Linked DNA regions of Mus musculus: region 2 is linked to region 1. The links are chromatin loops, found by intact Hi-C in ENCODE. Cell type or tissue: heart. All regions are shown on one strand. Links, peaks and the distances in the headings refer to the core of each region. The heading gives the core; the rest is flanking DNA.

Region 1 (2,903 bases), core at 254-2,753:
CCTTCACTTGCTGGAAGATGTGGGGTAAAGCTGAATGTTCTCACGTGGTGACCAGCAAAAACAAACAAACAAACAAACAAACAAAGCAAAAAACAAAACAAAACAAAACAAAAAACAAAACAAAACAATAAAAAAAGGTCCCTAGGACAAAAGATGCTCTGTAGCCCAGGGCATCCCAAGGGATTCAGAAGTTCTGTACCAGGGACTGGGTCAAAGGTGACATGTTTGGGCAGAAGAGGCTTCTCTATTGTTCTGGAGTTATGAGCTTGGGGATTCCATGCCAGGAATCGAGGACAATGACACCCGTAGCTACTTGTTATTAGTTACAGCATGGCCTCCTCGTGTGCTCTGTGCTGTGTCTGCTCCAAGGGGAGGGGGCTGCCTAACTGAAGTTCAAGCACCCCTCCTCTGCAGGCCAAGAGGCAGAAGTTCCGGAGCCATTGCTGGGTGGGTGACACGGACGGCTCCAGGATGCCCATCCTCGGCCATGGCATGGTACCACAGTAGGGCTGAGAACATACCTCACGAGGCTCACTGGTCGTTGAGCAGAAAAAAGCAATGTCCTTGAGAACTGGTAAATATGGAAGGCAAATGACTTAAGGATGAACGAGGGCTTCGGGGCTAAGTTCCAAGGCAAGCTGGCATTCTTATCACTGGGGAAATTGCTTTTGATCCTTGTATAGCCAATTATTAATAAATGACTCTTTCCTATCTCCTTCCTTCCTTCCTCCTACCCTCCTTCCTCCTTTCCTGTTGTCTAGAAAGTCTGTTTCTTGTGTAAGGTTGGTAGTAACTTGGTGGACAGTCTTTCCTGACACTGCATTGAGGAAACGTAACCCTTCACTGAACCAGCTACAATGGGAAGCTCACTGGTGAATTTCTGAAAGGATCTTGCTTGGGATCTTTAGCGTCTTCCTAGACCTTGCTGCTGCTCCTCTGGGGAGGGAGGGGGTCAGAGTGTCAGTGCTGCAGTTAAATTCACTGCTAGGAGTCCCTTCGCCTCCAAAACCACTCTCACCTGCCCGAAACACGTTGTATCCACCTCAGGGAAGAAAAGATGAAGTGACTTTCCGCTCCAGCTGGAAAGACTTCCATTTTGTGGGACGGTCAGCTCTGAGGAAGGGGATCACTGGATGGTTTAAATGTGGGTTTTCTGGATCACCACCCTGTCCACCAGCCAGCTACGGTGTATGCAGAACGCTTATCTCTTAACGGGACTCAGCCTCGTTCATCCTCTCTCTGCAGCTGCTGTGTGTGCGCTAGAGTGTGTGAACATTGGTGTATAAACAGGAAAGGGGTCCAGGGAGGAAAGGTCTCCTGTTAGTTTCTATCATCGTTTTACAGACCCAGGGTCAGTTTCCTCTCTGGAAAGGCGAGTGAGCAGCTGTCACCAGCAGTCACAGCCCTGTTATCTCTGAGGACAGCAGGCTTTGTAGACAGATGCCAGGCTTGTTTCTTAAGGGAGGGAAGAAGGGGCGTGTCTACTGCCTAACCAGCTGCTTCTCCTAAGACTCTGTCTTCCTCTTCTCCTGCCCCCCCCAACCCCACCCCCACCCCCCCGCCCCGCCACAGGGGCGCTCCCTGGAACTGTGAAACACACCCTAGTCGGGGCTCTCTGGTACCTTACCCTCTTCACACGTTGCCTTAGAAAGAATGCTGGTTGAGGTGATTCTCATATTCAAAGCCACAGATTTGGCTGCACGGGCTCTGGAGGTTGCCAAGATTGGGTAAAACCAGTAAAACTACCATATTTGGAGGGGCACTGTGGACCCCATTCCAGACCCAGCTGGGGAAGCTGGCTTTGCGAGGCATCCGGATACTCTGCCAAGATCTGACCTCACCCACAGTGTGCTTCAGGCTTCCTCCTGGGCAGGCTGTGGATCTGAGGCGAGGCTGAGTCCCTCTGCCTGCTCTTCACCTGTCTCAACCTCACACCAGTGCTTTGTGGACACTGAAGGCTACAACGGAGCCCTTGGAGGCCCAGGATCCAAGACTGACAAGGACATTGGCATGCACGCCCAGCTTTGTTTCCCCTGGGGATTCACACCCCACAAATAAACATCCAACAAGGCCCAGATTCATAGAAATGCTTAGGGTGTGGAACTGGAGCCACGTGGGGCTGGGGGACAGCCTAGAACAAGGGATCTGGGCAGGAAGCTGGCTCCAGGGCGAGAGAAGGCTGCTTTATTGGAGGATTCCAAGGCTGCTGCACAGGGCAGTGGTGAGCCCTGGAGGGAGGAGCCACGGATCTGAGCTCAAAGGGAAGCAGGTTTCAGGCTCCCAGATCCAAGGTCTTACAATCGCGCAGGGGTGCACGGTTAGAACCAAGAATCGAGACGGCTTATGAAGAAAAGAAAGGCATTTCCAAGCATGAGAGTGGGCTGGTAAGCTGAGGAAAGAGTCCCCAGAGTGCTGGCTCATGTGGCAAACTTATACGCTTGTCCCCTGGGCTTCTCGGAAGCCCAGGTCAGAAAGTCCTCAGGACTGAAAGTCCTCCTCTTCAACTGGTGCCTGTCAAACATCAACCCGGATGCCTCAGCTCAGCCCGTTCTCCTGCTACAGTAAGGAGAAGCATCACTACTCCAAACTGAGGTCCAGACCGGAACCTGCTGCTCTCGGCATCCAGAACCGCCGTCACCCCTGAGCCACAAGCCCCACTCATGTGCTACAGGGTTGCTGGGTGCTTAGATGAAGTACTTTTTCCCCCAAAGAAAACATTCTGAAGTATATATAGCAAACTGTAGTTTTACATCTTTATGTAAGTTTTAAAAATACACTTTGAGGAGCTGGAGAGATGACTCAGTGGTTAAGGGCACGTATAGTCCTTCCAGAAGACCTGGGTTTTATTCCCAGCACCCACATGGTGGCTAACAACTGTCTGTAAGTATAGCTCTAGGAAATCT
Region 2 (2,903 bases), core at 179-2,678, 69 kb after region 1:
GAGTCTGCCTTCCCTGAGATAAGCATCCTCCAAGGAGGAAGGTTTGTTCTGGCTCAGAGGTCGCAATCTGTGGTCATTGGGCTTCATTGTTTTTAAGGCCGTGGGAGGCCGTGATAAGGAGGCCACTGGACTCCTGACAGCCAAGAAGGGGAAGAGGAAGGGAGAGGGAGGGGAGGAGGAGAGAAGATGGGAGCTGAGGAGGAGGTAGAGAAGGAGGGGGAAGGGGAAGAGGTAGAGAAGGAGGGGGAAGGGGAGGAGGAGGGAGAGGAAGGAGAGAAGGAGGAGGAGGAGGGAGAGGAGGAGGAGGAGGAGGAGGAGGGAGAGGAGGAGGAGGGTATGACCAGCGGCAGAGAGGACTCAGCTAGTGGTCCCAGTACCCCACCTATCGAGAGCACATTCTCTAAACCTAACTTTTACTCTACCTACCTTTCAAAAGCTTTAAAATCTTTACAACCTTGCAAAAAGGACTCAAGTTACAAACAAAAACCCTTAACACACCAGACTCCGGGGAGACTTTTAAGATCCAAACTCTAGTGTCTATCTCTTATTGTCTAAGATTTGAGTCTTATCTCAGTCACAGGTTGGGCGTGCAGTCGACTGAGCTGTCTTTACCACCGGAGTCCTGCAGCCTTTGTTACCCCAGGAGAAAAGCCTGAGAGGCCCCATGTGTTCATGCTGGAACAAGGAACCAAAAGGGTCTGGGGACAGCAGCCAAGGGATGAAAGCCCCTTTCCTCACCCCGCAGGCTGGTGATGCTACTGGTACATAGCGAGTGGTTGCTATAAATTCCCAGATGTCTCCAGACTTTCCTCAGTGGCTATGTGACAAGACATTCATGCCTCCGCTTCTGTCACTCCTGCTCCCTGTACCCCCTTCCTGAGTTGAGTCTCTGTCTGCTTTGGGGTAAATTCTAGCTCAGGCAGACCAGGCAGGCCTGAGTCCTGAATCTTTGGGCTCTCTAAATAGTAGAAAGATGTAATGGGATATTGTGGGGGGCACCAAAAAAAGATACAGATGCCCAAAGGGAAAGGATGCTGCTGCCACAGTGGAGAAATAAACCAACGTGGACTAAAAATAGCACCGGGTTGGGGGTGGGGGGAGGAGGAGAGAATGGCCCACTATATTTTTAAACTGTTTTAACAGTGCAGAGAAGTGGCAAAACACCAGTCTCTGAGGAATATGGTTTGCTAAAGGGTGGGGCTGGGAGTTTGCCCACAATTATGCCCTAATGGTATTTTGCACTCCCTCTACATTCCATCCGTCAGTACATGCAAAACGGCCTTTCTCCCACATTCTTCTACAACACACTTGTAAAGGAAGCGAGCGAGCCTGTAGCTCTCATTGCTGGGATGGGAAACCAAGGCAAAATGACTGGTTGATCTGCCAAAGCCATAAGAGAAAGTCTTGCTGAGTTTGGGGTTACGCTTTGGGCTTCCCACTCTCTGTGGCTGTGGCTTTGGCCTGGCCCCGCCTTTTTACTGGATGTGACTCCAGGGCAGACAGTTTGCTAGGTTCCTGGAAGGCCGAGGTTTGCATTTGCACGAGCCTTGTAGTGGACTGGGACATTTCACAAGACAGGAGGAGAAAGCTGCAGCTGGTGTGTCTAAGAAAGGGAGGGGAGAGGAAATCTGAGGGCAAGCTGCACTGGGGTGGGGTGGCTTGTGCCCCTGCCTTCTGTCTTCCCATGACTGGACTTGTCTCTGCCCACGAAGAGCCTGCATCTCCTGCAGTGACAGCATAGGACAGGGCTGAGTCTTGTCCAAATATTGTTCTTCAAAACACCACTGTTCTTGGTCAAATGCAAAAGATAGTGAGGAGAACAATGCTCAACCTGCCCCCAATGTTAAGCTGCGGTTTTCTCTGCATACTGGGGGGGGGGGGGAGAAAGAAGAACTCTCAAGACAATTAGTGCCCACCTGTGAAGTTCTGGGCACCTGACAAAGGCGAGCTCAGCTACAGGCTTCTGCCTCTCAGCAAGGTTCTATTTTACTTTCGGCCTCCAGGCCGATGCTTGGCACTGCACTTTGAGTGTGGGGAAGATGGCTGGACCACAATGCCCTTGGCATGTATCAGTGGCATTTACGTGCTTCGCTTACCCCTTCTGACAGTCCTGAGAGGCACGCTTTACACCCACCCATCCTTTACAGATGAGCCATGAGAGGAGTTTAGCAAGGTAAGGTAAGCTGAGTGTCTCTAGACAGCCCCACCCTAGCCTGTGCGGTTTCCACCTCTGTGGAGAGAAGCCTCGCTGGGCTTCTGAACCCTGGCTGTTTCGTTAGCTTCCTACACAGCTGCCGGTGAGCAAGAGCTATCCTGGAGAGTCCTGGGCATGGTAATCTCAAATCATGGGTTTGTCCCTGGGTTTCCCCACCTTTTTTTGTTACGGGAGACAGGTTTTGTTTGCTTCCTAGAGTTTGTCTTTGGGTAACTGTCAGTGTACTCGGCTGTAACAAAGCAGGCAAGAGAGAAGCAACTGTTGAATGTTTCATTGATGCATCAGTTTATTGATGGCAGGAGGAATTCCTTCACAGCTTGAGGACTCCACACTGCTGCCGGCCTGGGATTCTATGTTGCATAGCTGTAGATGCTGTTGGTCCTCTGGGAACGGTAAAGCTCCAAGAACTGGTGCCACGGGTTTGTTTGTAAGGAAATCCTGAAGACTGACGTGTAGCTCTCCATCTTTGAACTTATAATCCCGCTTGTGGCTTCAGAGTTCTGGGATCACTCCTGTGGATCACATTAACCCAAGACAACACCCACCTTAAAAATCTCCAGGAAGTTCTCACTGGCTGGTAGACAGAACAACAGTGTCTGGAAAGAGACACGAATCACATGATCTCAAAGTGATTCAACAGCGTTAGATTGTGAATAGAAAGGGGGCTTAGGTCTGTCCCGCCCCATTT

What was found. A loop is a pair of places that touch in the nucleus more often than their neighbours do. Peaks named below come from ENCODE experiments on the same cell type or tissue, not always from the same donor. Only the 100,000 strongest peaks of a DNase experiment are listed, where the experiment ranks them.
Region 2: a loop joins it to region 1, with 3 times the contacts of the local background. A loop is called at or near these places in 2 of 42 quality-filtered maps.

The regions. Positions count from the first base shown.
Region 1 is chr13:37,508,073-37,510,975 of GRCm38, reverse strand. The region is part of intron 2 of Gm30863 (a long non-coding RNA gene); the gene reads left to right. It overlaps Gm29590 (a long non-coding RNA gene), which reads right to left and starts at 2,334. Exons shown (of 2, transcript XR_003950565.1): 1 at 1,628-2,334; 2 at 1-1,259. In heart, for the core only: no CTCF peak of the experiment used is centred there; DNase peaks (open chromatin) are centred at 255, 1,345, 2,005 and 2,155; H3K4me3 peaks cover 1,445 bases; H3K27ac peaks cover 2,476 bases.
Region 2 is chr13:37,439,451-37,442,353 of GRCm38, reverse strand. No RefSeq gene overlaps it. Among named protein-coding and RNA genes, the nearest start is that of Gm4035, 5.8 kb to the right of the region's middle. In heart, for the core only: no CTCF peak of the experiment used is centred there; DNase peaks (open chromatin) are centred at 1,523 and 2,643; H3K27ac peaks cover 1,764 bases.